Linked DNA regions of Mus musculus: region 1 is linked to region 2. Evidence: chromatin loops called from intact Hi-C (ENCODE). Cell type or tissue: heart. All regions are shown on one strand. Region 1 overlaps Tmem184b (transmembrane protein 184b). Region 2 holds the start of Pla2g6 (phospholipase A2, group VI).

What was found. Peaks named below come from ENCODE experiments on the same cell type or tissue, not always from the same donor. Only the 100,000 strongest peaks of a DNase experiment are listed, where the experiment ranks them.
Region 1: it touches region 2 in a loop (2.3-fold over the local background); 2 of 42 quality-filtered maps call a loop at or near these places.

The regions. Positions count from the first base shown.
Region 1 is chr15:79,394,362-79,399,361 of GRCm38, reverse strand. All of the region lies in intron 1 of Tmem184b (transmembrane protein 184b), which reads left to right. Among named protein-coding and RNA genes, the nearest start is that of Tmem184b, 6.4 kb to the left of the region's middle. In heart, CTCF peaks have their summits at 2,335 and 3,451; DNase peaks (open chromatin) are centred at 2,451, 3,881 and 4,241; H3K4me3 peaks cover 430 bases; H3K27ac peaks cover 3,378 bases.
Region 2 is chr15:79,326,968-79,331,967 of GRCm38, reverse strand. Pla2g6 (phospholipase A2, group VI) reads left to right here and starts at 3,597. Exons shown (of 17, transcript NM_001199023.1): 1 at 3,597-4,333. In heart, a CTCF peak has its summit at 2,363 (motif pointing right); DNase peaks (open chromatin) are centred at 3,637 and 4,297; H3K4me3 peaks cover 1,892 bases; H3K27ac peaks cover 2,436 bases.

The DNA of each region.
Region 1 (5,000 bases), 67 kb before region 2:
CCTGAAAGTTGTCCTCTATCAACTACATGTATGCTGTGGCTGAGCAGTGCTGAGCAGTCCCTGTGGCCTGGAAAGAGAATTAGGAATTGCAAGTCAAATCCTTGCATTTATTAGTACTGTGTCCTTGGGTAGGTCACTTACCAGGTAGAATTCATGGTTCTTAAAATTAAGGTAGCCGGGGCATGGTGGCGCACGCCTTTAATCCCAGCACTCTGGAGGCAGAGGCAGATGGAGCTTTGTGAGTTCTAGGCTAGCCTGGTCCAGGATGGCCGGACTACATATTGAGACTTTCTCTCAAACAATAAAGCAATAGATAGATAGATAGATAGATAGTTAAAATTAGGCTGGTGGTGTTATTGTACATTATGTATTCCTGTTACTTTGGAGGTTGAGGCAGGAGGATGGGTTCAAGGCTGGTCTGGGGAAGGATAGGATCTGCAGTTTGCCTCATCTGTAGAATGCAAGTGCCAGCAGCGTAGACATTATAGGGCTATCATGACACAGCATTTGTGTTAGTGCACAGTATGAGCATGGGAGCTGGAGGGTTAGCCTTGGGTAGCAATGTTGCTCATCCACCTTGTGTTTTGCAACAAGATCTCTCACTTGGACCTGGGGCTCTCAGGCGAGGTAAGCTGGCAGGGAGCCCCAGGGACTTGCCTGTCTCTACCTTTCCAGTCTGGAATCTTAAGTGTGCATCCACATGCCACGCCTTTCACACAGGTGCTGGGAATCGAACTCAGGTCCTCAGACTTGTGCGGCCAGTACTTCCCGGACCAAGCTCTCTTTCCTGTTCTCACCAGCTTTTGCTGTTTGCTTGCAGGCTGTTTAATTTCTTCAGGAGTCTAGTCTGTCAGGCCTAATGTGGGGAGCTGCATCTAGCGAGGCAGAGAGACACCAGCAGCAGGACCAGACCAGTGCAGCCGTACAAACCGGTCTGTAGCAGGACTGTCATCCATGTTCATTGAACGTGATTTCTGCCTCCCGGAGACCAGAAAGGGAGGAAGCAGAGTGGGAGCTCCTAGGTGGGAGGGAACTCGGAGGCCTCTGGGTTTAGGTTTTCTCCGCGCTCCTCCTCCGGGCTGGCCCTGCTCTATGAGATGCGAGGTGGAGGCTTGTACAGCACACTGAGAAGTTGCTGACAGCATTTGTTTCTTCTTCTTTAGAGATTTATTAACTTTTATTTTGTGTGTATGAGTTTTGCCTCATGCCTGCATGCGTCTAGCGTACCCAGGGAGGTCAGAAGAAGGCATTGGTTCCCCTGGAACTGGAGTTAAAGATAATTGTGAGCTGCCATGTGGCTGCTGGGAATTAAATCTGGGTCCTCTGCAAGAGCAGCCAGTGTTTGTTCTTTCTTTTCTTTCTTTTTTTTTTTTTTTTTTGGGTTTTTGAGACAGGCTTTCTCTGTAGCCCTGGCTGTCCTGGAACTCACTTTGTAAACCAGGCTGACCTCGAACTCAGAAATCTGCCTGCCTCTGCCTCCCGAGTGCTGGGATTAAAGGCGCGCGTGCTCTTTCTTAAGCACTGAGCCCTGTCTCTCCAGCCCGCAGCTGGCAGTATCCTCAGCAGCCATTCCTGGAACTCTGCTCTTCAAAGCCCCAGAGAGGAGAAAGCCACATGCAGGGGGTGCTCAGGAGCTGGACTGAGCCTGAGCCGTCATGGAAGCATTAGCTCCCGGTCCTAGATGCTGCTGTGATCATGCGCGTGGCCCTAGCTGTGGCTTGATAGCAGCATACACGCTGGACTCCTCCTGCCTGCAGTCAGCAGTGTTCCACTGCCTGGCACGGAGCTGGCACTGAGTGCAGGTGTGGGGTTGTCCTGTTTGTTTCCTTGATTTTATTTATGTTTGCTTGTTTGTTTGTTTTGTTTTCTGAGATGGGGTCTCTGCGTAGTCCTGGCTATCCTAGAATGCATCATATAGATCAGGCCGGGCTTGAACTCATTGAGGCCCTCTGTCTCTGCCTCCAGAGTGCTGGGATTAAAGGACTGTGTCACCCTGTCCAGCGATTTAGTTTTCATTTATTTGACAGTTTTATTTATTTACTTTAGACGAGGTCTCCTTGTATATCCCTGGCTGGTCTAGAACTCTCTACATGACTAGGCTGACCTCAGACACAAAGATCTACCTGTCTCTATCTCCCAAGTACTGGAATTAAAGGTGTAGACACCATTCCTGGTTTGATGTTTGTTGAGGCAAGGTGTGATGTAGCCCAGGCTGGCTCGGAGCTCCTGATCTTCCCACCTACAACTTTTGAGTGCAGGTGTGCACTGCCATGCTCGGCTTAGAACAGGACGGTCTGTTACGAGTGAGGTTGTATCACTGGAGGCCAGCAGTGCCCAGTGTCTGCCTACAGGGGGCAAGGGAAGTCTCGAGCTTGTATGAAGGCAGGAAGCCCAGCAGACACCTCCTTTTCCTTCTCTGAGCTGGAAACCAGAGGGGAAGGTCCCACCCAGAAAGCCTTTGTGCCTGACCCGAGTCACTTCCGGCTCTTCAGTGTGTTGGAGTCCCTCAAGAAGGGCTGAGCACTGACTTGGAGAAGCTCCGCATAAAGATAAGCTGTGTGGCCGGTGCTAGTGGAGAGCCCCTGCTGATCAAAGCCACCCTGGGCTACGCGGGCGGACTCCATTTCAGCTTCTCCATGCTTCCCCATAGAAGAAGACGTCGCTGTTGAGTTGATGTTCGTTCTAGGTAGGAGTTTACAGGGTTTCACAGTTCACTGAACGTGGGTCACAAGTATTTGCCTAGGCTGGCCACAGGTCGAGAAGAGTGAAGGTCCTGGCGCTTTGTTTGAAGTTCAGTAGGAGAAATGAGGTCCCCTGCCTCTATCCTGGGATGGCAAAAAAAAAAGGGGGGGGGGAGCGATGGCCTTGAGCAGGCCGCTTGCTGTGTCTAAGCTCACGGTGGGCATCTGCTCATCTTCCTGTGCTGGGTGGGTTCCTAGGTCAGAAAGGCTGGTCACCAGGGTGAGAGCCAGGTTGGCAGGTCTCAAGGTTGTGAAGAAGAGCGTACACACACCCCTGTTTCTTTTACAGCCTGAAGTCTGGGCAGAGATCTTGTGAAGACTGTTTCTCTTGCTAAGACTATCGGGTCCTTGACCTGGGTGTCCACAGCCCATCCCAAGATGTTGACACCTCTAACAGCTTCAAGAGAGGCTGTTCCTCTCTCTTCCCATCCCTCCTGAAGTAATTGCATTTGTCACCCCAAAAGGGATTTTCAGATCACACAGCCTCTCCACCCTGAGGGACATACACCTCTATTTTTCTTCTTATGGACAAGCTACATCAGGAGAGGCTCTGTCCTGTGGCACATGGCAGAGGACCTCCACTCTACAGAGCACAGCTGTTCTCCAGGGTCCGTGGTCATTTTTAGAAAAGCTCTGAAGGCGCTGCCATAGGTGCTGTAGCCTCTGGTCTCCATCTCTGTTCATCCTGTGAGCAGCGAGGGGCTCAGCAGCGCTCAGTGTGGACGTCTACACTGCGCAGTGACGAGTGTTGGCAAAAATGCGTGGTCGTTTTTATAGTATTAATATTGCCATGTAATTACTCTCATTCTGTCCTCAATATGATCTGTGTAGGGCTTTGCAGACTACACTTCCCAGTGGCCTTGGCCCTGAGAATTCTTACTCTGTAGATGGAGAGGCTGAGGCTCGGAGGGTGAATTGCCTGTGGTCCTCAGAAGAAAGCAGGCCTTTTGGATCTTCCTGATCTGAGTGGCCACCATGTTGCTCTCCCTGAGAGAGATCGCAGCCTCTTGGGAAAGCCTGGCACACCTTGCCAGAAGTAGAAAACTCTAATGAAGGACCTGGTTGATCTGTGGGGCTCCTGCCTGGGGTGGGCTGACAGGCACTCGAGACAAAACTGTGTGGGTGTGGTTCACAGTAGGTGGAGAGGGAGGCAGGACCTTCAGATAGTGGGTCCATGTGGAGCGCACACAGAGGCCAGGGACACAAGTAGGTGACATAGCCCTGGGGTAGAGTGAGTCTTCTCGAGTGGCTTGGGGTCCTGCCTTACGCCCTGGAAGGCATTGTGTGATGCATGAGTATTCCGACACATGTGGCTTAAGGTTGCAGGAACATAGCAATCTGGACTTGCAAAGGCTGAATTACTGCTTCGTGAAGCAGCTGCTCTAGTGCCGGATGCTTCTGTGGGAGCAGAGTGTGTGTGTGTGTGTGTGTGTGTACTGTCTGAGTCCCTCTCGAAGAGGTCTCCCCCACTCAGCTGGGGCCAGGAGGCCTTTCCTTTCATCCACACTTTCTAGTGGCTGGGTTTGATTTGGGGAAGAGAAGGAAGCCCCGTCCTGCTGTCCTCAGCTGCCCTCATTCTCAGGGAGGACACTTGGATTCCTGTCTGAGACTGCCCCCATCCTCTATGACTGGCTGGCTACAGGGTGATGCTTAGATCGGGTGGCTGTTGGGCACATGGGTTATGTAACAGTTAGTGATGGACCAGGAGCAGGGAGGGTGAATGTCATGTAGTGTGAGTGTTTGCATGACTGTGATGTCCCACAGCTGTGGCAGGGAGTGTGATACACGGTGCTTTTCTTTCCTGTGGGAAGGCTAGACTGGAAGTTAGAGACCCTTGGATCTCTGTCCGACTCTTCCCTACTGGGCCCACCTGATGCTCCCCTGCATACTGGTGCATACTGGTGCCTTCAGCCAAGGACATCAGTTACAGCTGGGTGTCTTGGTGACCCATTTATGTCCACCAGGGCATCAGAGCTGGAGCTGGGGAGGGCTGACAGTCTAGGTCTAGCCTTTTCATTCTTCCTTGTGGCCGAGATGGGGACAGTCACTGGAGCTTATGTACGGCTAGGCAAGGGCTCTTCTGCTGAGCTGCACCCCCATCCCTGAGTCTCCCCATATGTGCACGTAAGGAGAGCTAGTTCACGGATGGGCAGAACACTGAGCGAGTTGGGTCTGATCTCGGTCCAGTACCACCTCCTCACCTAGAGCCCTTTTTGTTGAAAACTCAGCTTTCCTCTGCCATTTCTTCCCCCACCACAA
Region 2 (5,000 bases):
ATAACTGCCTCAATGAGCTGTCTTTACAGTCCTGAGAGCAATCTTTAAAGGTGGAAATGGGGGACTGACAGCCAAGGCTGTCTTCTGGAATCTACAGTTGTTCACTAGCACTCCTGTGCAGGCACACATGATCACACACAGAAAAAACGCTATAGGTGCTAGGACACTTGGGAGCAGCTCTCACTTAAGAAATTACTACCAGGGCTGAGAGAGATGGCTCATCGGTTAAGACCACTGACTGCTCTTTTGGAGGTCCCGAGTTCAATCCCCAGCAGCCACATGGTGGCTCACAACCATCTGTAATGGGATCTGATGCCCTCTTCTGGTGTGTCTGAAGACAGAGACAGAGTAGTCATATAAAATAAGTAAATCTTAAAAAGAGAGAGAGAAATTATAGCTGTATTTGTGTGTATACTATGTACCCCCCTCTATCTGTTTCCCTTTCCTTTCACAAGGTCTCACTATGGAGTCCTGAACTCTCAGAGTTCTACTTGCCTCTTCCTCCCAAGTGCTGGGCCTAAAGGCGTGCGCCACCATGCCTGGCTTTGCTATCCTGTTATTAAGTGTGCTCTCTCTCCCCAACATGTATGCAGAACTGCCCTAAATTTTCCTCCAAATAAACCCCAATTCTGTTTCTTTTTTTTTTTTTTTTTTTTTTTCTTTTTCTTTTTTCAAGACATGATTTCTCTGTGTCGCCTGGGCTCTTCTGGAACTCACTCTGTAAACCAGGCTGGCCTCAAACTCAGAAATCCACCTGCCTCTGCCTCCCAAGTGCTGGGATTAAAGGCGTGTGCCACCACTGCCCAGCCTCCGATTCTGTTTCACAATAGCTCACTTTGAATCCTTTTTCTCCTGTAGCAAAGTCAAGAATACTGGTTTTGCTTCAATGCAGGTCTCTAAAAGACCATTTCTCAGGTTGTTGCAGGTGGCTCCTGAGGCCCTGTCTCCAGGGCCTGCCCCATAGCCACTGCCCTGCTATGCTAGGGCAACACGAGCAAAGACTTTAAGCACACCTCCTTTCACTACTGCATTTGTTTTTTTTTCTCTTATAAATGAAAACATTTAATTGGGACTGGTTATAGGTTCAGAGGTTCAGTTCATTGTCATCAAGGCAGGAGCACAGCAGCATCCAGGCAGGCATGGTGCAGGAGGAGCTGAGAGTTCTACATCTTCATCCAAAGGAAGCCAGGAAGACTGAGCAGCAGGCAGCTAGGAGGAAGATCTCCAAGCCCATCCCCACAGTGACACACTTCCTCTAACAAGACCACTCCCTGGGACGAGCATATGCAAACCATCACATTCCACTCCCTGTCCACCATAGGCTTGTTCAAACAGGAGTCTCTGGGGGCCATACCTAAACATAGCATAATGAAAAATACATTTAGGCCAACTTCAAAAGTCCCCTTGTAGCCAGGCGGTGGTGGCGCATGCCTTTAATCCCAGCGCAGTTCAAGGCCAGCTTGGTCTACAGAGTAAGTTCCAGGATAGCCAGGGCTACACAGAGAAACCCTGTCTTGAAAAACCAAAAAGAAAAAAAAAAAAAAAGAAAAAATGTATCCACTCTACATCCTGATTCCTTCCCCACCCCCACATGCCCCCCTCTTACTTATCTTTTACTTGTATTTTTCAGAAAAAGTCTTGCTATGTAGCCCAGGCTGGCTTTGAATTTGTGAAACCGTTCTTTTCCTTCCCAAGTGGTAAGCTTACAGGTGTATGCCAACGCCCCTGGCAACCTGGGTAGGTTCTTAACTAAACCTAGAAAGGTGGTTGCTCTGGTTGCTTGGCAACTGGCTATTTGTGTCTGTGGAGAGACTAAGAAGAGCATCAGGACAGAGAACAGCCTGGGGAGATCTCGCTAGGCCCCTAGCTCAAGGCTCATTTAAGAAAGTAAAGGTTCGGGGCTGGAGAGATGGCTCAGCGGTTAAGGACACTGACTCCGCTTCCAGAGGTCCTGAGTTCAATTCCCAGCAACCACATGGTGGCTCACAACCATCTGTAATGAGATTTGATGCCCTCTTCTGGTGTGTCTTATGTCAGCTACAGTGTACTCATGTATATTAAATAAATAATTCCTTTAAAAAAAAAAAAAAAAAAAAAAAAGAAAGTAAAGGTTCAACCGAAGCTGGTAGACTGGAGATGGGGAAGAGAGCAGCTTAGTCCAAAGTAAATGAGTCACCAAACCCAGGCTCCTGGCTATTCTCCAGCAGTCCTTAAAATCAGCATTACCAACCATGTATTTATTCACTATTTATTTATTTATTTATTTATTTATTTATTTATTTATCTATTTACCTATCTATCTATCTATCTATCTATTTATTTATTTATTTATGGTATGAGTGCTCTGTGTGCATGTATGCCTGCATGCCAGGAGAGGGCACTAGATCCCATTACAGATGGTTGAGAGCTACCATGTGGTTGCTGGAATTGAACTCAGGACCTCTGGAAGAACAGCCAGTGGTCTTAACCGAGGAACCATCTCACCAGCCCCCGCGTTATTCACTTTAATTCCATCTATTGGAATTCCATGATAGTTAGGCATGAGGTCTGAGTCTTCTCAGTGACAATCACCTATTCCCAGACGCAACCGCAGCTACTTCTCAGCCTCACAGAGGTCATTCAAGTAAAATCCTACTAAAAGTGCTAAGATTCCTCCAGACATCCATTCATTTATTTATTGAGAGACAGAGTGCCAGGTTGGGATTCAACTGAACTAGTTGTGGCTGGGTTTGAACTCCTGATCCAGCATCCAAATGTTGAGATTGTACGTGTGCAATAACCACACCCAGAATTGCCTGGCATCTTGAGGTAGAGTTGGTAGGCAACAAATACAGTTTTATCACTTGCCACTAGGCTTGTTCGGGGGCTGGTTAGATACCTCAGTAGGAAAAGTGCTTGTGAAGTTGTCACAATGATCTGAGTTCGATACCCAGCACCCACGGAAAAAGGTAAATGTTTTAAACTTCAAAGCTGGGAAAGAGGAAACAAGAAGCCTCCTGGAGTTCCATAGCCAGCTAGGCTAACCCAGTGGGGGAGCTCCAGATTCAGTGGGAGACCCTATCTCAAAAAAAAAAAAAAAAAAAAAAAAAAAAAAAAAAAGCTTGTGGCACACACCAGGCAATCTGAGTTCATAGCCAGCTTGGTCTACAGAAACCCTATGTTGGCCACCACCCACCACACATATGCGCGCGCGTATTACCTCCCTCCCCACCTGAAAGTTTTTTTTATTTTGTCTTATTTCAACCTAACCGTTAATTCCATATTTTTATTTGCAATTTGGTTTGGGAGAACCTGGCAACATCAAAGCAGGCTCTTCCCGGTTATATCCTGTGGCTTTATTGATTTTCTTTCTTATTATCTTCATGTGTTGCCAGAAACAGAAAAGTTCAGAGTCCGAGCCACCCTGGATTCCTTGAGGTCGAAGGGAGCCGGGAACAGCCTCCTGCCCTTTATCAACACGTCAGCCAAACTGCCCTCACGAGAAACTTCCGCCCGCCCGAGGCATGGCCCCCATCAGCCACGCAGAATTGGCTTCAGTCAGAAGCCCGACCGCCCCCTGGCAACAGAAGCGGCTTCCATTGGGCAGTTATAGAAGATGGCGGCGCCTGACCGCGTGCGAGGTCCACGCTTGGGGTCGGGGCCACAGCCTGCCTGCGGCATGGGCTCGGTGGATTGGTGGAGAGCCGTAGTGTCGTCACGTGGGCGGGGCGCGTCAGTTTGCGGAAGTAGGAGGGCTGAGAAGTGCTGAGTAAGCCGAGGTGAGTGACGGCGCGGCGGGGGCGGGGCCTGACGGCCCTTTCCCAAACCTCCTGGTGCCCCTGTCTTGAATGTCGTCACCTGGACCCTGCTTAGGACCGGCCTCGTGTCTGCGACTCTGAGGCATGTCCTCCGTTAACTCCTATCTGGCCTCCTTGAGTGCTCCCGGCTTCTGTCCTTTCATCCCCTGGCGTCCCCAACTCCCATCCGGTGACCGCATTCTTCTCCGTTGCCGCCCTCAGTTTCCCAACTTCCAAAATCAACCCTTCTCCCAATTCATTGCCCGACTTTCACCCTGGACTGTCCACTGTCCCCAGCTCCTCTCTCTGCGCTTCTGAGTGCTCCTGGTTTTCTGCCTCATTGCCCGATTTCCCCCACGCCACCTGCTTCCTGCGTCCGTCCCTTTGTGCCCAACCCCTGAGCCCCCATTTCTAACTCCCTGCTTATCTTCTCTTGTGCCTCCGGTTTCCATTTGCTCCCCCGTGTGTTTTTCCCAGTTCTCTAGCCTCCAATCCTGGGTTCACCTCCAGCTCCCTCCGATGACCTGGAAGCTGGCGACTAGGAGCCTGTGACCCAGGTGACTGTGACTAGGGATTTGGGTGTGAGTGCGACTGGGAGGGCACAAGGGTTTATGGATCTCTGCCTGTATTTTTAATGGGCAGTTCACATGATCGCAAACAAATACCAATCCTTCCTCTAAAGTTCCCCCACCTGCCCTCTTGCCAGCCCGACAGGATTGGGCAGGTTTGGTTTGGCCTCGTTGAAGCTCCACCCTTAGACTAGTGCAGTGTTTTGTTCTGGTCTCTGCCTTCACGTGGTTCTGGAGCTTGGAGGCCATGCTCTGTTCTTGTCTGTTTTCTCACTGTGCCAGATAGGACTGAATTTTCTGCCCACATTAGTGACTGCCACGAGGCTCAGTATTTGAATGAGAAGATGTAGAAGACAAGGCTTGGTGACCAGTGTGGCCCTGTACAAGCTCCCTGCTTTGCTGTTGTTTCATAGGCAGGATGGAAAGGGCTGGGGGATAGGGAGAGAGAGGACCAAAGGGAGAGCATTCCCCTTTGTTCATGTTTTCAGTGTTTATTAATCACCCTGACAACCAGGCGCTTTTATTTCTGTTACCTTTATTCTCTGCTCCCTTTCCACTGAGCAAATATTGATGTAGCTAGCGCCCGCCCGCTGTTCCTGCTTAGCCTGGGGAAGGGAGGCCAGTGACCTCCTTTGCCAGGGTCATGCTAATACCT